2 separate regions of the Homo sapiens genome follow, and region 2 is linked to region 1. A link is an interaction called in ENCODE POLR2A ChIA-PET data of the cell type or tissue named here. Cell type or tissue: PC-3. All regions are shown on one strand. Each heading gives the region's core, and the rest is flanking DNA. Links, peaks and the distances in the headings are about the cores only.

What was found. Peaks named below come from ENCODE experiments on the same cell type or tissue, not always from the same donor. Only the 100,000 strongest peaks of a DNase experiment are listed, where the experiment ranks them.
Region 2: POLR2A ChIA-PET joins it to region 1 with 5 read pairs; 1 of 35 experiments calls an interaction of 5 or more read pairs at or near these places.

The regions. Positions count from the first base shown.
Region 1 is chr12:12,890,383-12,901,956 of GRCh38, reverse strand. GPRC5A (G protein-coupled receptor class C group 5 member A) reads right to left here and starts at 10,395. Exons shown (of 4, transcript NM_003979.4): 1 at 10,293-10,395. In PC-3, for the core only: no CTCF peak of the experiment used is centred there; a DNase peak (open chromatin) is centred at 5,436; H3K4me3 peaks cover 2,971 bases; H3K27ac peaks cover 1,693 bases.
Region 2 is chr12:12,250,448-12,262,021 of GRCh38, reverse strand. The region is part of intron 1 of LRP6 (LDL receptor related protein 6); the gene reads left to right. Among named protein-coding and RNA genes, the nearest start is that of LRP6, 11 kb to the left of the region's middle. In PC-3, for the core only: no CTCF peak of the experiment used is centred there; a DNase peak (open chromatin) is centred at 6,861; H3K27ac peaks cover 1,122 bases.

The sequences.
Region 1 (11,574 bases), core at 3,281-7,280:
GGGCTAGAGCAGGAAAGAGAAAAGAGAATGAGACTAGCGGTGGTTTGGATATTATTTGTAACCAAAGTCAAAGGACGGGAGATCTAGAGTCCAGCCAACAAAGAACTTGCTCCTATAAAAACCAAATGGACCCCACCCTTCACTTGACGTAGAGGTCCTTTCCTCCAGGATGGTTTTTTTTTTTTTTTTTTTTTGATGCCCAAGTCTGATGAGACACACATCTCATAAATTCTCAGACACTCTCAGCTTTTCCTCCCGTAGCACTTATTACACAACCCAGCCTGTCAGTAAGTCTGTGTCTCCCTCTAGACTCAAAGGCTCTGTGCAGGCGGAGACTGAGTCATTAAACGTTGTCTCTCCCCAGCCACTTGCCTAGCACCTGATGCTCAGTAAGTACCTAACCAGAATAGATGAGGCAGCAAGAGAATGGCGCTCGGTGTGTGGGGTAAGGGGAGTCAGGAGGAGGACGGGCTGCTCGTGAGACAGGGTAGGATGGGCTGTGCCTGGTTTCCTCTCAAGCCCCCAGGCTGCTACCCTTGGTTCTAGCCACCTTTCCTCCCACCCTCCTTCTCATGCAGGCTGCCAAAAATTGCACTTTGGGTCTGAGATTAGGAGCGCCTGGCCATGTCTGAACCCCGCTCCTATCTTAGTGGCCGCAGGTGGCTCCCAGGAAAGCATGAATCCTGAGGTTTTACTGGTAAGCTGGGAGGGATTAACTGGGATCCAGTCATGTGCTCCACCCAGTACTCAGTGACTAAACCCTGCACTTTGGAGGGAGATGGTAATGTTTCAGCATGAGTAGCCTCTGGCCTTGGGCATGAGCAAAGGACTTTGAGTATGAGGACGAGACCCTCTTCACTTATTCCAGCTGCTAACAATTAACACACAGCCATCCAGTAACACAAGGATGCCCACAGCTGAGATCCTGGAATCACTTGTTGCTGTCTTAAACCTTTTTGGAATGAATCTAGGCATGAAAGAAAGGGGTTTTTGGTTCTTTTGTTTGTTTGTTTTTTGGGTTTTTCTGGGTTGTTTTTTTTTTGTTTTTTTTTTTTTTTTTTTTTTGAGACGGAGTTTTTACTCTTGTTGCCCAGGCTGGAGTGCAATGGCATGATCTCAGCTCACTGCAACCACCATCTCCCAGGTTCAAGTGATTCTCCTGCCTCAGCCTCCCGAGTGGCTGGGATTACAGGCATGTGCCACCACACCCGGCTAATTTTGTATTTTTAGTAGAGATGGGGTTTCTCCATGTTGGTCAGGCTGGTCTCGACCTCCCGACCTCAGGCCCGCCTCGGCCTCCCAAAGTGCTGGGATTACAGGCGTGAGCCACTGTGCCCGGCCCCAAAAGAAAGGTTTAGAAAAACCAGTGGGGAAGAGGGAGAGGGAAGGGAAGAATAAGAACAAGAGGAAGAGGGAGGAAAGGAAGAGGAGGGCGAAGTCATTTCTTGGGTCAACTCCAAGCCCTCTGTTCCTCCTCCCCTTTAGGGAGAAGGGGTTTCAGCTGCCAGGCTGTGTGAACAAGTAAGTCACTTGACCTCTCAAAGCCTCCTCTCATCTATAAAATGCAGGACACGCTGCTGAACTACGTGGTCTGAACTCATGTTCAGCTCCACCGTTCACCCACCTGGGGAGCTTCATGTACAAAACTTCCAGATGTCTTTCTTTCTCCCCCTCATCCTCATTCTTGCCCCATCTCCTGTCATTAAAAGAGTATGTGCCACAAACTCCTACCCAAACTAAAAGCCAGGGCTAGAGGTAAGGTTGAAGGGTCTGAAGAAGAGACACAGCAAGGGACTGCCCACCTGAAGGACAAAGCCAGAGGCTCCTGGAGCAGCGCTGACCCTAGACATGGCCTTGACTGACACACAGCACTGACCACTGTGCAGGGAAAAACGTGAACATGTGATGAGTCTCCCGCTTTGGGTTTCTAACCTGAGACTCCTCTTCGCAACCAGAGAGATGGGGAAAGTGTGTAGAGTTGCTTGTGACTAGGCCTGGAAGTTTGCCCATGCTTATTCTACGCAGTCCTTCCCAGAGCATCTGAGAATGAATCATCTGGGGCCCAGAACCTTGCAAAGACAAACTGACTTTGTCTTCCTTCCTATGAGATTTCTCTCATTCTGTCAAAATGTGTCTTCGCGCCAGCCCAGCCCTGAAAATGTGTGACTTTCTAGCATTTTCATTTTTTCTCTATTCTCGAATTGCTACATTCAGTCAGTAGTAATAACAGTCATGATGTAATTATGAGTAAGAATAATGACAGCTACTGTCACCTCCTGAGTCCTATTATGAGTCAGGCACTATGCTGAGTAGTTATGTATTTTTACACATATTCTCTCATTTACATGCTTTTACATCCATTACCTCATTTAACATTCCTACAGCCCATTTTATAGGTGAGAAACCTAACAGAGTGAGGAAGGTACATGTCCAGTGTCACATGGTCAGAAAGAATAGCTCTTTATAAGTAGTCATAATCATAATTCAATCCTCCTTTTCACCTCTAAATCACTGTCATCATCTCTAGAGCTTTTCTCCCTGACCCCAACCTCTCTCCATTTAAACCACCATATATTCAAGCATTGGCTTGCTGAGAAGTCTCCAAAACAAGCAACCCTGGCCGGGGGCAGTAGCTTACGCCTGTAATCCCAGTACTTTGAGAGGCCGAGAGATGGGAGGACCACTCGAGCCCAGGAGTTTGAGACCAACCTGGGCAGCATAGTGAGACCCCCGCTGTACAAAAAGAAATTAAAAATTAGCCGGGTGCTAATTTAGCCAGGATCACACCTGTGATCCCCCTACTCGGAGGGTGAAGCAAGAGGATTGCTTGAGCCCAGGAACTCGAGGCTGCAGTGAACTATGATCATGCCATTGCACTCCAGCCTGGGCAACAGAGTGAGACCCTGTCTCAAAACAAAAAACTAAATAAATAAATATAAAATTGTGGCCACTGCCCTTGGAATGAATAATAATCACACTGACATACAACTAAGAAGTTATGGAATACATTAGGAATGCTGAGGGCACATGGAAAACAGTGACCCATTCTACCTAGTGGGGTTTTAAAATAATTATTTTTAATGTTTAATGCTTTAGGGAAGAAAGCAGGGAGATGAAACATGAAAGATGAACAGGAAATGGTAGGAGATTTTTATGAAGGTAGAAGAGACAGGGCTTTGGGAATGGAAAAGCCCAGGTTAACTCCCAGATTTCTGGCTTAGGCAACTGAGTGGCACCACTGTCAGAGCCTAGAAATACAGGCTTGAAAGGAGAGATGCTAAGTGTAGCTTTGTTGGCTCTTTGATAAATATGCGACCTGCACGTGGAGCTATCCAGGAATAACAAGTCAAAAGACCCAAGTCCTCTTGAGAGTTTCCTCTGAGCCATATATGGTTTCCTTTCTTTTTTCTTTTTTTTTTTCTTTTGAGACAAAGTCTCTCTGTCGCCCAGGCTGGAGTGATGCAATGGCACAATCACAGCTCACGGCAGCTTCGACTTCCTGGGCTCAGGTGATCCTCCTACCTCAGCCTCCTGAATAGCTGGGACAGGTGCGCACCACCACATCTAGCTACTTTTTGTATTTTTTGTAGAGGTGGGGTCTCGCTATGTTGCCCAGGCAGCTCTTCAACTCCTGAGGCTCAGGTGATCTGCCCGCCTCGGCCTCCCAAAGTACTGGGATTACAGGCACAAGCCACTGCTCCTGGCCATATATGGTGTTATTTAATCCTCACAACAACCCTATTATTATGCCTTCCTTTAACAGCTGAGGAAACTGAGGCACAGAGAAATTACATAACTTGCCCAAGATTACATGACTCTTAAAAGCCAGGCTCCTTGACACTGGGTTGTGCTGTCTCTGCACCGTGGGCATATGGGTTGGTGCTCAGGAGAGGTTTGGGCTGTAAGCACAGACTGGCAGTCATCACCTAGAGTGGTATCTGAAGCCTCAAGAGGAGACAAGATCACATGGGAAGCCAAGGACAGAACCATGTGGAGCACCATCTCATCTAGGTAGGAGTCCGCAAAGGAGGTTAAAAAGAAATTATCGGCCGGGCGCAGTGGCTCACACCTGTGAGCCCAGAACTTTGGGAGGCCGAGGCGGGTAGATCACCTGAGGTCAGGCGTTAAGAGACCAGCCTGGCCAGCATGGTGAAACTCCATCTCTACTACAAATACAAAAATGAACCAGGCATGGTGGCTCACGCCTGTAGTCCCAGCTACTCAGAAGGCTGAGGCACAAAAACCGCTTGAACCCAGGAGGCAGAGGCTGCAATGAGCTGAGATCACGCCACTACACTCCAGCCTAGGCAACAGAGTGAGACATGGTCTCAAAAAAAAAAAAAAAAAGAAGCGTATTCGCTCCTTTTTGTCTGTCACGGCAGATCCAGCCCCAGTTTGAGCTTCAAGGCCTTTCTCCAATTAGTCCTCCCACCTATCTCCTCCTTCCTCCCTAACTCCCGTCTCCACCTCCGTGCAAGGCAAGCAAATCTTCCTAGAGTTCTGTATTTTCCATCTGGAAGGGAATTTGGGTTCATTTAAGGTCTTCTCATGCTCTTTGCCTCAACACATGAATTATTCTCCTAACCAGAAAGATCCTCTCCCTCCTATTTATGATCCACTTACCATATTTCTGCAAAACTTTGCCCAAGATTTAACCTCTATCATGAGTTTTTTAAATTATTATCATTATTACTATTAATCCTATGGCCTTTTTTTTTTTTTTTTTTTTAAGACAGGGTCTTGCTCTGTACTCCAGCCTGGGAGTACAGTGGCATGATCTCAGCTCACTGCAGCCTCTGCCTCTCAGGTTAAAGCGATTCTTGTGCCTCAGCCTCCTAAGTAGCTTGGATTACAAGCATGCGCCACCACATCCAGCTAATTATTATATTTTTAGTAGACGCAGGGTTTTGCTATGTTGGCCAAGCTGGTCTCGAACTCCTGGGCTCAAGTGATCCACCTACCTCAGCCTCTCACAGTGCTAGGATTACAGGCGTAAGCCATCACACCTGGACTTGAAATCCTATTGCACTCTAAATGTGTCGATCTCTTCATGGTTTTTACAATTAAATATTTCTTGGCACTCAAGTTTTTCCATATCTTTGTTATATATTACAAATTAATATCACTGCTGAGCTGCCTATCAGACAACAAGCTTCTTTGTGGCATCTATCTCCTAGGAAGATAGGAAGGTGGCGTGAGGCACCGTGCCTGGCCAGACAACAAGCTTCTTAAGAAAATAGAGCAAACTTCTATTTGTTGGTATCCCCCTTACTCTGTACTCTACACAGTGATTGCTGAGCAAATGCTTTGGACTAAGACTGAGTGCTGAATATTTACCCAAAGCAAGTTATTTATTGGCAAGTGTGAGTAATGGGGAGGAAAATTTTTTGGAGATGAATATGTGCTGATGTTAATCCTCGTATTTCTACCCAGGCTGAGTTCTTCTAAGGGAGAAGTCCTACAGAAATCCCTCTGCCCTTGATAAAGGATTATTTATAAATGCAAAGCGTCTACAGGGAAATCTCCAGGATCCCCTATTCTGGGTAGCCATCCCAACTCTGATGACATAAAAGTGATGAATCATGGCAATAACTTATGAATAACATCTGAATAACATCACTGAATTGAGTTTCTATGCAATAATGAGAGAAAATAAGTCATCATAGCACCACAGGCAGATCAAAACAAGTATAACCACGGTGTTCATCCCAATTTCTACACTTCCAGATAGTTCCCTGGGCGTATTACCATCTTCCTGTTACTCTAAACGAAACATGTAGACTTGATTAATGTGAATATAAAATGAAATACTGGAAATCATCTTTTTAAATAAAGCTTAATATTTGAGTGAAGCTTCTAAATCTCTTATGCCCGAATTCAAAGAAATGAAATTTCCAGAAAATAGGAAAATAAAGTGAAGTCCTCTACTAGTATACTATCCTTTTTTTTTTTTTTTTTTTTTGTGAGACAGAGTCTCACTATGTTGCCCAGGCTGGAGTGCAGTGGCGTGATCTCGGCTCACTGCAAGCTCCACCTCCTGGGTTCACACCATTCTCCTGCCTCAGCCTCCCGAGTAGCTGGGACTACAGGCACCCACCACCACGCCCGGCTAATTTTTTTTTTTTTTTTTTTTTTGTATTTTTAGTAGAGACAGAGTTTCACTGTGTTAGTCAGGATGGTCTTGAACTCCTGACCTCGTGATCTGCCCGCCTCAGCCTCCCAAAGTGCTGGGATTACAGGTGTGAGCCACCGCGCCGGCCCTCTACTAGTATACTATCTTAAGGCTCTCAAAGATCCCTTCATTTAAATATCTTATTCTGATACATAAGGGTAATATTCACTGGATCCAACAAGTTCAAAGCTAAACTGATCACCTCTCCTTACAAGCCTATCTTTCAAAGCCCTGAGAATGGCACTACCATCTACTCAGTTGCTAGTAGATCTAAAAATATGATATGATATATACTGTCTAATGCAGAAGGAGATGGAGACAACCAAACCATATAGCCTAAAATTAGATGACAATAACAAGTAACTATTATTACAAGAAATGTAAATGGTAACTATTTTGAAAAAAAAAAAGACTAAACTATATCATACCTAGAAGAACCTAACCTAAAACAAAAAGATACACAAGAGTTAAAAGCAAAAGAACAGAAAGAAATGAAAATAAAAAGAAATACTAACATAATATTTATTTAACAAGTATTATGTGTCAGACACAAAGTTAAGTAAGTTGTTCAAGGTAAAATAATTAAGTAGAAGTTAAGGTTTTAATATCATACAAAGTTGTAATCAAAGCAAAAAGATATTATATTGACCAAAAGGCTTGTTTTATAATAATTAGGGATGCTCTACACTGAAGATAAAACCATCCTGGGCCGGGCACGGTGGCTCACGCCTGTAATCCCAGCACTTTGGGAGGCTGAGGCGGGCAGATCACGAGGTCAGGAGATCAAGACCATCCTGGCTAACACGGTGAAACCCTGTCTCTGCTAAAAATACAAAAAATTAGCCGGGCATGGTGGCGGGCACCTGTAGTCCCAGCTACTCAAGAGGCTGAGGCAGGAGAATGGCGTGAACCCGGGAGGCAGAGCTTGCAGTGAGCCGTGATCGCACCACTGCACCCCAGCCTGGGTGACAGAGCGAGACTCTGTCTCAAAAAAAAAAAAAAAAAAAAAAAACCATCCTAGACTTTTATGCACCAACTAATATAGCACCAAAATACGTAAAACAAAAAGTACTGAAGGCTGGGTACAGAGGCTTACACCTATAATCCCAGCACTTTGGGAAGTGAAGGCAGGAAGATTGCTTGAGCCCAGGAGTTTGAGTCAAGCCTAGGCTACATGGCAAAACCCCATCTCTACAAAAAATTTAAAAATTAGCCAGGTGTAGTGGTGGGTGCCTGTAGACCCAGCTACTCAAGAGTCTGAGGCAAGAGGATCACTTGAGCTTGGGAGGTGGAGGTTACAGTCAGCCAAGATTGTGCCACTGCACTCCAGCCAGGGCAACAGAGCAAGACCCTGTCTCAAAATAAATAAATAACTGCTGAAAATACAAGGAGAACCCAAAGGCAATACTATAGTTGCATGAGACTTTCATACTTCTTTACCAGTCCTTGGCAGATAAAATATACAATATGAATAAGAACATGGTAAAATTGTGTAAATGTTCTATGGATACTTAAATAGAAATATTCTCTATCTTCATATCTTATTAGATCTCCATTACTAATCATATAATTCAGATCCTCTATATCAGTGATCAGCATAGATTTTCTATAAAGGGCCAGGTTATAAGCAATTTAAGACTCTGCAAGCCACACATTTGTAGCATGAAAGCAGCATAGATGATACATAAACATATGAGCATTGCTGTGTTTTAGTAAAATAGTGGATTACAGGTTGTGGCTCATGCCTATGATCCCAGCACTTTGGGAGGCCGAGGCAGGCAGATCACCTGAGGTCAGGAGTTTGAGACCAGTCTGGCCAACATGGTGAAACCCTGTCTCTACTAAAAATACAAAAATTACCCAGGCGTGGTAGCGGGCGCCTGTAATCCCAGCTACTTGGGAGCCTGAGGCAGGAGAATGGCTTGAAACCTTGAAACCGGGAGGCAGAGGTTTCAGTGAGCCGAGATCACGTCACTGCGCTCCAGCCTGGGCAAGAGCGAGACTCCATCTCAAAAAAACGAAAACAAAAACAAAACAAAACAAAACAAAAATCACTTTATTTACAGAAAGAGGCTATAGGCCATATTTGGTCCATGGACCATAGTTTGCCATCTCTACTCTATTATGATTGCTTAATAGGAACTATGGTCCATGGTCCAAATGGAACATTTGCCAAAAATGAGCATATTTAGAATACAAAGACAAATCTGGAATTAGAAAATAAGAAATGTGCAGACCATATAGTCTGACCACAGTGCAATAAAAATGAGAATAAAAGAAGCAAACACCCTGAACTACTCAGGAAGTCAAAGATTCCTCAAGCAAAAATACTCCTCAATTTATTGTTTACTATACCACCATATTAATTCCTCAGCTTAATCTTGGGACTTTAAATAGTAGTGGACCCAGAATGAGAAGAATAAAATCACGCCGTCAAAATTGTTCTTCATACCCTGTTGTCTTCGATTACCATTCAAGACTAGAATACAAAAAAGCCAGTTCTAAAGGGAACTTCCAAGGCGACGTGTGCAGATGGAGAGGGGCCAGAATCGAAACACAGGAGGGGAAACTGGGGGCCTCCCCAAGACCCCTATGAGGAACTCAGGCCCAGCCCCTTGCCTGATCACAGTTCCATGTTCCTGCGGAGCTGGGAGGAGAAATCAGTCTTCCTGACTCAAGGTTGAGAGCTCTTCCCGGGAAACCAAAGGGTTCTGCTCATTCCATTCTGCCCTTGAGGCACTCACCTCTCCACGCCCTTGGAGAGGTCCCTTGTTTCCCACGTAGCGCCTCTCCCGGCCCTTCCTTCCCCTCATTCCTTCCCTCACCTAGCAGACACCGGCATGCAAACCTGGAGGGTGTGTGCCCCCTCCGCCCTCACCCCTCCCGTGGTCCCTAGCCCATTGTGTCTGAAGTAGCTGAAGTGTTCCCCTTCAGGAATGAACCCACAGCAGTGGCTGATTCGGCCGAACCCTTCAACAGGTGTGGTGTTTACACAAGCCTCTGAGGAGACAATCAGGAATGGAAAGAAGTCAGGAATGGAAAGTCCTTCAAATTCCTTGATTCTGAGCAGGTTTCAGCTGTTAGCTAGCCTTTCCCATGGATGTTTAAAGCTATCTGTGGCCGGGCGCGGGGGCTCACACCTGTAATCCCAGCACTTTGGGAGGCTGAGGCGGGCAGATCACCTTAGGTCGGGAGTTTGAGACCAACCTGACCAACATGGGGAAACCCCGTCTCTACTAAAAATACAAAATTAACCAGGAGTGGTGGTGCATGCCTGTAATCCCAGCTACTCGGGAGTCTGAGGCAGGAGAATCGCTTGAACCCGGGAGGTGGAGGTCGCGGTGAGCTGAGATCGCAACATTGTACTCCAGCCTGGGCAACAAGAGTGAAACTCCATCTCAAAAAATAAAATAAAGCTATTTGCCAGCCTTCCCCATGGATGTTTAAGGGACCAGATGGAACAGCATCTATGCTATTCCCAAATCCTATCCATAAAGTCGGTAGTGGAAGGTGCACTCTCAGCGCACATTCAACTTTCATCTGTCCCAGGTTTCTGAGCAACTCAAGGCACACCAGAGTGGAACTGACCGCCCACACATCAAGAGAAAAGGGATGGGCTTCTAGATCTAATTCCCAAAACTCAGAAGGGCTTTTTGCAGCATCTGGGTAAAATAGTAGCTGTCACCGTGTCCTCCCTCCTGCCCCTGCCCCTTGTTTCCCACTCCCCCTCCACTCCCAGTACCTTCGGGTCCTCTGAGATCTTTCTCCCTCTATTCTTTTCCTGCAGAGTGATCCCAGAGCTGCTCACCTCCTGCCTGGCCGGATTCCATCTACTCAAAGTTTGTAGAATGTGTCCGAGCAGAAACTATTACCCTGATTATCTCTTTGCTCTCTGCCTCTATCTTAGCCTAGGAAACCCGCAAAGGGGAAAAAAAAAAAAAAAAATCTGAGTTGTTAAACTAGAGGAACTGTTTCCTAGGGAATTTTTTTCTCATAGCCAACTGTATTCCATTACCAGGATTTCTCTCCTCTTCTATCCCACCCCTCCCAACGCCCCGCTCTCCCCAGACGATTTAAATCCGGAGGCCCCAGCGCTCTGGGCTCCTGGCGCCTCACTTACCCTAGTGCCAAGGCGTTGGCCGTGAACTTGGTGCTGCTTCCCGCGCGCAAGAGGGCAGCAGGCGAGCTCCTCAGTGCTGGGGGAGACCTTGGACAGCTATCCCGCCCTCGCACTCTGAGCAGTTGTTATAAAGGCGGCCCTCGCCGGAGGGAGGGAACGAGCGAGGGGTGAGCAGAGGGACAAGGAGGGGGAGGGTCGAGGGAGAGGACACGCCTATTCCAGTTCCACGGCACTTCATGCTGTTATGAAAATAAAGTCCCCGTGCCAGGGAATGACCCAAAAACCGTCTGACGTCAGAGGCACAGTCACCCCTGGAAGCTGGGCGGGGGTGACCACCCGGCCCTGCCCAGCGCATCGGACTCCTCCGAGACGTGCTCACGCGCTGGTCCCAGGGCGCCGGCTACGAGAGGGGAGCCGGAGCAGACCAGCTCCTTACGGGCCCCGCCAGCTGTCACCTCCCGGGGGAGCCACACCCGCCTCCCCGCAGGCACTCGGGTCCACCCGGGGCAAGGGCCCAGCCCGCGAGATTGCAGCAGCTCCGCCGTCAAGTCCAGCGGGACAAGCCAGCCTTCCTCCACTTTCTTTGACCTTAGCTTAGCCTTTCTCTCCATCACTCTCCCCCAGCCACTGCCGTATGGGAAGCCAGGCTTCAGAAAAAGGAGGCAGCCACCTTCTCAGGGCTCCCCAGCCAAAGCCACGTGAAAGCCAAGGAAAACTTCCCCCACCAGGTCCGTAGTTAGCTCAGCAGCTCCACCTGTCAGAGTCTAGACAGGCACCATTAGTGCTGCCCTGGGGCTGAGAGATCAGTATCTCTCCTTTCCTAACTGCCTCTCCTAAAGCCTCGACAATGCAGGCTGATTGAACGGGGGCGCCAGATGAAATTATGAAATGAAGGAATTTGCTTTGGTGCCTGGTTTCCCCTCCCTCCACTGCCCACTCCTCTTCCAGGATCAAGCCAATCGGACCGAAACTCGTCTTTGTTTACGTGTGGAACGATCCTGGAGTGGCTGCCCGCCTGTGTCGGGGCTCAAGCCAGGTTCTACCCCATGCCACGGGGAGGCAGGAGGGACTCTGTTTTTAAAGTGGTTATCAGCGCGCTTGGTAAACTAATCTGGATTATTCTGCATATGAAGAAATGGGGGAAGGCCCAGGGCTCCCCAGCTTTCTCTTCACTTCTCCCCACACCCCAAGTCTCCAGAGCCTAAAGTGCTTTTAAAATGTGACCTACTGGAGACTGTGACCCCACCATTGTTAGGTTTTTATTTCACTCCCAAAAAACCAC
Region 2 (11,574 bases), core at 4,546-8,545, 640 kb after region 1:
ATCCACCCACCTCTGCCTCCCAAAGTGTTGGGATTACAGGCGTGAGCCACCGCGCCTGGCCTTTTTAGCTTTTTTTGAGGAGGCTTGTTATATAAAAATTCTTCGTTACTTTTTTTTGTTTTGGTGGGCTGGTAAATATTGTTGGAACAAACCACTAATGTTTTGCATCTTGTATTTCTGTAGAAGCGATCCTTTCTTCCTTTAAAATCAGGTGTTATAAAGTCTTGGGGAAGTAGAACAAATTTTGGAGTGGCAATCAGGAGAATTAAGTTATGGTTCTAAATTTGCTGTGTAACCTTGAGTGATCTCTGTACACTTTATTTGGAGATTAGAATTCATGTTAACACATTAAGGGTTCTGAAAAGTCCTGAGGTAAAGAGACCGGTTTTAACTTTGTTTAACCTATTATTTTCCAAACTTGTCAAGTATTACATTGATATTTGATGACAGTTTCATATAGTTAATTTGATACTGTCATTCCTGTTTACTTACCTGGCTTCAGGTTTGCTCATTTGGCTAAACAATAATTTGTCTGGTTATTAAATTTTAAGGTTTTAGCTTGTTATTATCAGAAGGGCTAATAGTGATTTCCTGTGGTTCAATTTTTTTTTTTTTTTTTGAGACGGAGTCTTGCTCTGTCGCCCAGGCTGGAGTGCAGCGGCGTGATCTCAGCTCACTACAAGCTCCGCCTCCCGGGTTCACGCCATTCTCCTGCCTCAGCCTATAGGCGCCCGCCACCACGCCCGATTAATTTTTTGTATTTTTAGTAGAGATGGGGTTTCACCGTGTTAGCCAGGATGGTCTCGATCTCCTGATCTCGTGATCCGCCCGCCTCGGCCTCCCAAACTGTTGGGATTACAGGCGTGAGCCACCGCGCCCGGCCATGATTCAATTTTTAAGAGATTTTTTTCTTTGCTTTAATTGGAAGTTTTTCCATTTGCTGTACTGAACTACTGTGTCCTTATATATGCTTTGGCTGTCAGAAAGGACTGTTTTAAATATCAAAGGAGATTCTGGGAAGGGATATATTAATGGAAAATATTTTATGAGAACGTATATTTTTTGTTTAAATATTTTGCGCATACTGGAAAAATAATGTTTAGTGCTATTTAGGCCATGGGTAACTACTCTGAGAAAGATTATTTTCATCGTAGAAATTCTATTGAAAGTTTACATTTAGAGAAGATTATATGGAAGGTACTATAGCAGAAAGACATGGCTTGTTGTTAAACAGGCCAAGTTAAACTCTTCTGCCGCTTTGTGTTCCTTTGGACAAGTTATTTCCTTTCCTGTTAGGTGGGGATATAACTTGCAAGACTTCTGTGAGAACTGACGAAATGTTTGTAAAGGGGTAGTAGAACGCACAGTCAATAGTAGACATTGAATAAATGGTTGCTATTATTAAGATGGCCGAATTAAAAGAAACATTATACTCTGGAAAGACTGGTAAAACATTTTAAGTGTCGCTATGTCCTGGGCACTGTTTTTGGCAGTTGATAGTTTTAGGCCAGTGGTTTTGGAATTTTTTTTGATTCTTCTGCAACTGGAATAAAAGCTCCATAAAATACTTTTACTTATGGAAATTTCTGTTTTGTTTGATATAAAACGGAATGACACTAAATTTTTTTTCTTTTTTTTTTTTTTGAGACGGAGTCTTGCTCAGTCGCCCAGGCTGGAGTGCAGTGGCGTAATCTCGGCTCACTGCAAGCTCCGCCCCCCGGGTTCACGCCATTCTCCTGCCTCAGCCTCCCGAGTAGCTGGGACTGCAGGCCCCGCCAACACGCCCGGCTAATTTTTTTTGTATTTTAGTGGAGACGGGGTTTCACCATGTTAGCCAGGTTGGTCTCCATCTCCTGACCTGGTGATCCAGCCGCCTCGGCCTCCCAAAGTGCTGGGATTACAGGCGTGAACCACCGCGCCTGGCCTAAATTTATTTCTAAAGGATTGCAGCCATAACTATTTTAGGTGATGATTATTATAAATAAGCTACAGAACAGACAGTTCAAATGATTGTGATACTTATTAAAGAGTTAAGCATGGGCAAAATAATTTTATCAAGACATCTAATTGAGAAATTGCATTATTTGTTTACAACAATTATTCAGTTGGTGGATTTCTTTCTGCAGGATGGCTGAATGCTATACTGAGTTTCTGCATTGCATGTTTTCACTTCGGATAAGGGTGTTTATCTTCTATAAAGTAAGCCTCACTTCAGTGAATAAAACACTGTTTTATATGAGTAACTTTGAAATTTAGTCAAATATACAGACTAGGCAATCTAAGAACAGGCTGTTTGCTCTTAAAATTATTTATTTTAAAATACAATTTGTCAGTACATAAATGCAAGGAAACAAGGTTATTTGGTATTATTAACATATGCTTTTGTTTCTCAAGCTGTTCGTGTTTGCGGCAGTGAGTATTCTCACTAAAGGTTCAAGCTGTTCGGGTGTGAGGCTAGAAACTTTTAAAATGTGCTTGGACTCTTCGGTGAAAATTATTGATACTTTGATGCTGTGATCCTTTTAGCGGTATCATAACTTGTAGTTTCTGTAATATCTTGCTTGGAAGGACCTTGTATAAGTGCTTAAATATTTTGGAACTAATTTCAGGAGGAGATTGGGGATGCAAAATGAAATTATATTTTTAGGCAGAAAACTACATTAAGTTATGTAAGTTATTAACACCAGGCCTAAAGTTATTGATGAGACTCTCAATAAAAATAACATGACCAGCAGTAGTCTTTTTTTTTTTTTTTTTTTGAGATGGAGTCTCGCTCTGTCACCCAGGCTGGAGTGCCGTGCCATGATCTTGGCTCACTGTGACATCTGCCTCCTGGGTTCAAGTGATTCTCCTGTCTCAGCCTCCCAAGTAGCTGGGATTAGTAGGCGCCCACTATCATGCCTACCTAATTTTTGTGTTTTTAGTAGAGATGGGGTTTCACCATGTTGGCCAGGCTGGTCTCGAACTCCTGACCTCAGGTGGTCCACCCGCTTTGGCCTTCCAAAGTGCTGGGCTTACAGGCGTGAGCCTGCTGCACACAGCTGTCATTTTTTTTTTCCCAAGAAAATAGTCACCCAAATATTGGAAACCTACCTTTATCAAATTATGTATGTTTAACCAGGAGGCTATTTTCTCTAATGGTCTTAGTCATTGTTTTATCACTACAAGACCCAAACTACAAGTAAAGGACTGCAAGGGATAGGAGTCTTCCTCACTAATGATTAGCTTTATTGGTACGTATAATTTAAGTACTGTATATCCATATATCCAGTTTAAAGATACTATGTTTTGCAAGTCTGAGAAAGGTGACGAGTGAACTTCATTACCATGAATTCTTAGCTACACATTATATTGTCTTTATTTGTAACCTTCTAGATTTATGCTAATGCAGAAATAGCTCTTTGATGAAAAGTTTTTGAAGAGTAGACCTTTTTCCCCTTTATATGCACCATGTACCAGAGGTTTGCACATATTGAGCACTGTAAATTTTACATTTAAAGTAATATAAAAAGATGTGAATTTTTATGACATTTATTTGGAATGCCATTTTGTGTTTTGACTCAATCGTTCATTAGCTATAGTTAAATTATAAATTTGTAACGATTACAAAGATTTCTTAGTCTGGGTCATGGTGGCTCACACCTGTAATCCCATCTCTTTAGGAGGCCAAGGCGAGAGGATCACTTGAGGTCAGGAGTTCAAGACCAGCCTGGGAAACATCTATAAAAAATTAAAAAATTATCTGGTCACGATGGCACATGCCTGTAGTTTCAGCTGCTTAGAAGGCTGAGGCAGGAGGATCACTTGAGCCCAGGAACTCAAGGCTACAGTGAGCCATGATCATGCCACTGCACTCCATATCACAGACAAAACCCTGTCTTTCAAAATAAATAAATAAAGATTTCTTAGCATAGATTAGATATGTTAAATAGACTACTAAAAAATCAGCATATTCATATCTGAGATTGAATTCAAGGTGTGGACTATGTAACGTGTTTTCTGGTTTTAGGATATAACTATTGCACTGATATAATTAGTTTTTTTTTTTTTTTTGAGACAGGGTCTCACTGTGTTTCCTAGGCTGGAGTGTGGTGTGATGCTATCATGGCTCACTGCAGCCTGGACCTCCTGGTCTCAGGCGATCCTCCTGCCTCAGCTTCCAGAGTAGCTGGGACTATAGGCACGTGCTACCACGCCCGGCTCATTTTTAATTTTTTTTTTTTTTTTTTTTTTTTTTTTTTTGTAGAGACAGGGTCTTACTATGTTGCTCAGACTGGTCTCGAATTCCTGGGCTCAAGTGATCCTCCTGCCTTGGTTTCCCAAAGTGCTTGCGATTACAGGCATGAGCCACCATGCCTGGCCTCAAGTACTTTTTTCTTTCTTTCTTTTTTTTTTTTCATTAAGCCCTTTCTATCAAGTACTTTTTTTTTTTTTTTTCCTTGAGAGGGAGTCTTGCTCTGTCGCCCAGGCTGGAGTGCAGTGGCGTGATCTCGGCTCACTGCAAGCTCCGCCTCCCAGATTCATGCCATTCTCCCGCCTCAGCTTCCCAAGTAGCTGGGACTACAGGCGCCCACCACCACGCCCAGCTAATTTTTTTTGTATTTTTTTAGTAGAGACGGGGTTTTACCGTGTTAGCCAGGATGGTCTGATCTCCTGACCTCGTGATCCACCCGCCTCGGCCTCCCAAAGTGCTGGGATTACAGGCGTGAGCCACCGCACCCGGCCTGTCAAGTACTTTTTTAAACCAAGTTTTTTGGAGCTATAATTCACATACAGTAAAAATCTCCATTTTACAATGTCTAGTTCGGTGGCTTTTAGTATACTCACAGGGTTGTAAAACATCACCACTATCTCATTCCAGAACGCTTATCATCCCCTGCTCCCTCAAAACCCATACATTTCCCATTTCTCCCTTCCCTCAGCCTCTGGTAACCATGAATTTACTTTCTGTCTCTATGGATTTGCTTACTCTGAATATTTCATATAAATGGAATAAAATATGTGGCCTTTTGTGTCTAGCTTCTATCACTTAGCATTTTCAGGGTTCATTCATGTTGCATGTGTCAGTACTTCATTCCTTTTAATGGCTGAGTAATCCATTGTATGGATATATTAAATACTTTCAAATGAGTGTGGGTTTGATTATTGGAGTCTTTACCTTGAGAAATTATTTCTGAATCTCAGCTTTTGATACGTTAAAAAAATCTGTTTTTTTTGAAACAGAGTCTTGCTTCATCACCCAAGGAGGAGTGCAGTGGCACAATCTCTGCTCACTGCAACCTCTGCCTCCTGGGTTCAAGTGATTCTCATGCCTCAGCCTCCTGAGTAGCTGGGACTACAGGCGTGTGCCACCATGCTGGCTAATTTTTGTATTTTTAGTAGAGAGGGGGTTTGGCTATGTTGGTCAGGCTGGTCTTGACCTCCTGACCTCAAGTGATCTGCCTGCCTTGGCTCCCAAAGTGCTGGGATTACAGGCATGAGCCACCACTCTGGCCTATGTTTGTTTGTTTGTTTTGAGCTGGTGTCTCTGTCACCCAGGCTGGAGTGCAGTGGCGCGATCATTGCTCACTGCAGCCTGGACCTTCCCAGGCTCCGGTGATCCTTCCAACTAAGTTTTTGTATTTTTTATAGAGATGGGGTTTCACCATGTTGCTCAGGCTGGCCTTGAACTCCTGGGCTCGGTGATACACCCGCCTCTGCCTCCCAGAGTGCTGGGATTACAGGCATGAGCCACCGCGCCTGGCCTAAAAAATATTTTAAGTTCCTGTTTTTCTGCTGGAGAAGCACTAAATAGTTTACCAGTATCTCGTGTTTCTGAATAGCCCTGTCAATCGTCCTGTTGCAGTTAAATCTTTTTACTAAATTCATATCTAGAGTAAGAAAATAGAAGAGGTATTAGAAATTACCTGGGCCAACTCCTTCGTTTTATAAATCAGAAAGATGAATGACTAAAGCCAGATTGTTTGTACTCTGGACAGTAATTTTACGTGCAGGACTTTCTGTATGTACCTTATTTTACCTGGGCCTTCTTGTGGTTTTGAAAGAGATGCTGATGACTTTGATAGAGGGAAATACATATTAATGTAAAATTTGGCATTTGCAAATAGGTAGTTTGTCATAGTACTTATACTGTAAATAAAAACAAAGCTGAGGCCAAGGTGCAGTGGCTCACACCTGTAATCCCAGCACTTTGGAAGGCCGTGGCAGAGGATCGCTTGAGCTTAGGAGTTTGAGACCAGCCTGGACAACACAGTGAAACCTCATCTCTACAAAAAAAATCCAAAAAAATTAGCCAGGCATGGTGGTGCCTATAATCCCAGCTGCTTGAGAGGCTGAGGAGGGAGAATCGCTTGAACCTGGGAGGTGGAGGTTGCAGTGAGATGAGATCGCACCACTGCACTCCAGCCTGGATGGCAGAGTGAGACTCTGTCTCAAAAAAAAAAAAAAAAAAAAAAGTGACCAAACCCAAAAGCAAAAACAAAGCTAGACTTAGGTAAGGAGAGACTTTATTTGAAAGGATTTTTGCAGTAGAAGGACATGCTTACTACAGGATCTGCAACACACTTCAAAATCAAACCGAAAAAGGCTTTTTTTTTTTTTATAGAAAGGAGAAGTAAGCAGGGCTATCAGGAACTTTGTGGGAATGTGGGCCAAATAGGTAGGGGTGAGCAGATTGCATGACCAGGACTATTTAACTGGAAAGCATTTTTTTTTTTTTCTGCAGTCAGCTAATGGTCAGAATGAGGGAAGAAGTTGTGCATCTACTTTCTTAAGCTTAGGGCAAGCCAAAGTTTAGGAATTTGTGGGGAGAAGAGAATCCTGACTAAAGTTTATTCAAGCCAAGTCAATGAGTAAGTAATGGGCAATTGTGATGTGCACTGGTCAGTCTCCCTGTTGTTTAAAACAAAATCAGTCACTGTTGACAATGGAATAAGAGTCATTGAGAAGTTGATCTCATTAGATTGGGCCTGATTATTTACATAGGTGTAGCAATAATAGTAATTTATCATATAATAGGTCTTTTAATATTGCCTTGCTGAAAGTTTTTTTAAGGAATCTGATTGGACTTTAAAATGCCTCTTGAGACTATAAAGGTAAGTCAAGAACTGACCATCAGGTTTCACTTGTAATACCTATAAATTTGGGTGAATTCCTGTCTTGAAGTTCCCAAAATATTCTAGGATTTTTGAGCCTGCCGGGAAGTGATCTTGCTTAATTCACCTGCAAGGCTGGGAACTCTGTAAGCCAGTTACCAGGCCAGTTTTCCTAAGAGGACTGTAAGCGTTGGTTCATAAAGTCAACTGTAACTTAGAAGTATTTGGTCATACCTGATTAAATGAATATTTTCAAATGTGGCATTCCAGTCAAAGCCTTGGTTGCATAAGTAATGTTTCCAGCTAGAAGGCAGACTCATTGAACCTCTGCAGATAACTATATTGCCATGAAAATAAAAATAATAAGAGTTTTTGAATTCTGGAGGAGTAAGACGGGGGAGAAAAAGATAAGTGTTTATTTCGGTTTACAAAAACATAGTCTCCTTAAATTGTTGTGAGTTATAGATAGCTTCAGAGAAAAGAGAAAGGGGTTCCTTATATCCAGAAAATAGGACGCTAAGGCATCAGCAATATTTTAAACGAAACCCATAATCATCCTTCATCAGTTTATTCAGTCCTATGTAATTAATTCTTGTTCTGCTGGATCTGTGTTAGCAGTCTCACGAACCCATCTGTTTTTCTACTAGCTGTTTGGAAATCTTGACTCAGTCCACTGGTGTGGTCTCAGAGTTATTTAAGTGATGCCATCAGACGCTTGTGTTCAGGTTACCTGGCGTAGTAGTTTTCCTTTTTCTTTCTTTCTTTTTTTTTTTTTTTTTTTTTTGAGACAGAGTCTCACTCTGTCACCCAGGCTGGAGTGCAATGGCACAATCTTGGCTCACTGCAGCCTTGACCTCCTGGGCTCAAGTGATCCTCCCATCTCAGCCTCCCTAGTAGCTGCGACCACAGGTGTGTGCGACCATACCCAGCTAATTTTGTATTTTTTGGTAGAGAAGGGGTTTCGCCAAGTTGCCCAGGCTGGTCTCGAACTCTTGGGCTCCAGTGATATGCCCACCTCAGCTTCCCAAAGTGTGGGGATTAGAGGCGTGAGCCACCACACCTGGCCCATAGCCCTTTTTTATTGAAGACAAGTGCACTCTGGCCTGTAGCTGATTTGCAAGTGCTTTCAGGGAAGCATTAGAGTAAAACAGAAAACTATCTGTAGATGACAAAATACTTAAAACGGTGATGATTAACCTATTACTGATAATCTTAAAAGTGAAAGATCTCCTATTGCAAGGACGAAAAACCAAACACCGCATGTCTCACTCATAGGTGGAAATTAAACAGTGAGAACACTTGGACACAGGAAGGGGAACATCACACACCAGGTCCTGTTGTGGGGTGGGGGGAGGGGGGAGGGGTAGCATTAGGAGATACACCTAATGTAAATGACCAGTTAATGGGTGCAGCACACCAACATGGCACATGTATACATATGTAACAAACCTGCACGTTGTGCACATGTACCCTAGAACTTAAAGTATAATAATAAAAAAAAAGAAAAAAAGTGAAAGATCTTATGAAACTTTGTTAGAAAAGATAATGAAATTGGCAAGGAAGTTTGATTTTTGTGGCATGCGAACTAAAATCAACCCAAAAAAGTGTTAGACAAAAGCATATCTATAAGCGTAATGATTAACTTTATTTTATTATTATTTTTTGAGACAGAGTCTCGCTGTGTTGCCCAGGCTGGAGTTCAGTGGCGCGATCTTGGCCCACCACAACCTCTGCCTTCTGGGTTCCAGTGATTCTCCTGCCTCAGCCTCCTGGGTAGCTGGGATTACAGGCACGCGCCACCACGCCCTGCTAATTTTTATATTTTTGGTAGAGACAGGGTTTCGCCATGTTGGCCAGGCTGGTCTCAAACTCCTCACCTCAGGTGATCAACCTGCATCAGCCCCCCAAAGTGCTGGGATTAAGGTGTGAGCAACTGCGCCCAGCCGATTAACCTTATTTTAAAGAAGAGTGGCTAGTACATGTCATTTATGAATATAGATGAATATATTCATTGCAGAGAGAAAATCTAAAGACATATAATCCTAAGATGTAATGGACCATGAATATGTCAAGAGTATATCAAGAATGTATATATGTATAGAGTATATCAAGAATGTATCAAGATTATCAAGGAAAAAGATTTAGCAGTCTGGAGTAGGTCGTTAACTTCTATATAATAGCATTCCATAAGTAAATGATGTGAATTCTTAACTGAGAACCATTAGCCAACCTAGAAGATTAAAGAAGCCAAATTATGACCAAGTTAACATTGAGGAAAAAAAATCCCTGAAATTATGACTGATGACATTATACTGTTGTCTAATACCAGGCAAAGCAGCACCAGAACTCTGATTAATAGACATGGACAATGAGGGCATTGATGAATTTCTAGGAGCTTTATACCTTCATAGAACTTCCAAAATATCCCTATTAATAACATTTTACCTATACAAATTTAACTTAAACTTAGGGAGGGTAAGCCTCTCTGGCTTTGACAGTGCTTTCCATATGACCCATAACGTTTGATCAAATAAACTATTATTTTTAACATCTCTCTTTTACAAGGTAAAGGGAATTTTGATTTTCTAGGGCCCCTTAGGGGAAATCTCAAAGACAGTTGTTGGTACAAAAGGCATCATTTAGGAGGTTTGAACATTTGATTAAATAGGATCATGGGCCACTGTGGAAAAAAATACTTGGCTACATATTTAACCAAAAGTGACCGGAAAAAAAAAAAGATTTTAGTTCAGTGCGGTGGCCCATGCCTGTAATCTCAGTGCTTTGGGAGGCCAAGATGGGAGGATCACTTGAGGTCAGGAGTTTGAGACCAGCCTGGGCAACGTGGTGGGATCCTGTCTCTACAGAAATTAGCTGGGCGAAAGATTTCATGCCTATAGTTCTAGCTCCTCAGGAGGCTGAGGCAGGAGGATCGTTTGAGCCCAGGAGTTTGAAGCTGCAGTGAGCTATGATTGTGCCGTTGCAATGAGCCATGATTGTGCCACTATACTCCAGCCTGGACAACAGGGTGAGACCCTGTCTCTTAAAAAAAATATTGAAAAAAGTAAGCATGGGAGGTAATGCAGTGGTGAAGAACCTTACCCTTTTAAGGGTGTGAATACAGTTTTAAGTAATTAAGGACATGATAAAGTCAGCATTAAGCACAGGAAATTCTGGTAAGACACAATCTTTGCCTTCTGTGGAGATTATTCAGAAGGCAAAGGAAAACCTTTAATAACTTCTTTATTAAAAGCAGACTAATGGGCGGGGCACCGTGGCTCATGCCTGTAATTCCAACACTTTGGGAGGTCGAGGTGGGTGGATCACAAGGTCAGGAGATCGAGACCATCCTGGCTAACATGGTGAAACCCTGTCTCTACTAAAAAAAATGCAAAAAAAATTAGCCGTGCGTGGTGGCGGGCACCTGTAGTCCCAGCTACTCGGGAGGCTGAGGCAGGAGAATGGCATGAACCCGGGAGGTGGTGCTTGCAGTGAGCTGAGATCCCACCACTGCTCTCCAGCCTGGGTGACAGAGTGAGACTCCATCTCAAAAAACAAAAATCAAAAAGACAAACTAATAACTGAAGAAAATCCGTCATTTTAACAGAGAAAACTAAAATCTAGTTTTACGTAACTATAATATTTGATAAGCACTTAAAAACATCTTACAAATAAACCCGTCAAATCTTAGCCGGCTTTGGCTGGGCACGGTGGCTCACGCCTGTAATCCCAGCACTTCGGAGGCCGAGGTGGGCGAATCACTTGAGGTCAGCAGTTTAAGACCAGCCTGGCTAACATGGCAAAACCACGTCTCTACTAAAAATACAAAAAAATTAGCTGGGTGTGGTGGCGAGCGCCTGTAATCCCACCTACGAGGGAGGCTGAGGCAGGAGAATCACTTGAACCTGGGAGGTGAAGGTTACATTAAGCCCAGATTGTACCACTGCACTCCAGCCTGGGTGACAGAGCGAAACCCCATCTCGAAAAACGAAGAAGAAGAAAAAAATCAAGCCAGGTGCGTTGGCTCACGTCTGTTACCCCAGCACATTGGGAGGCTGAGGTGGGTGGATCATTTGAAGTTAGGAGTTCGAGACCAGCCTGGCCAACATGGTGAAACCTGCCTCTACTAAAAATACAAAAATTAGCCGGGTGTGGTGTTGGGCGCCTGTAGTCCCAGCTACTTGGGAAGCTGAGGCAGGAGAATCTCTTGAACCAGGGAGTCGGAGGTTGCAGTGAGCCGAGATTGTGCCACTGCACTCCAGCCTGGGTGACACAGTGAGACTTTGTCTCAAAACAAAACCCCCAAAATATTAGTAAATATGTATATGATATTTCTGTGTGCAGTGAACTGTAGTAGGCATTGATGATAAAATTAGTTATAAGGTATGGTTCTTGTTTCCAAGGGCTGAGATCCTAGAGGTAGGAAGTATGCTTAAAAAAAAAAAAAGCTAATATCATGTAAGTACTAAAGACTAAGGATTAA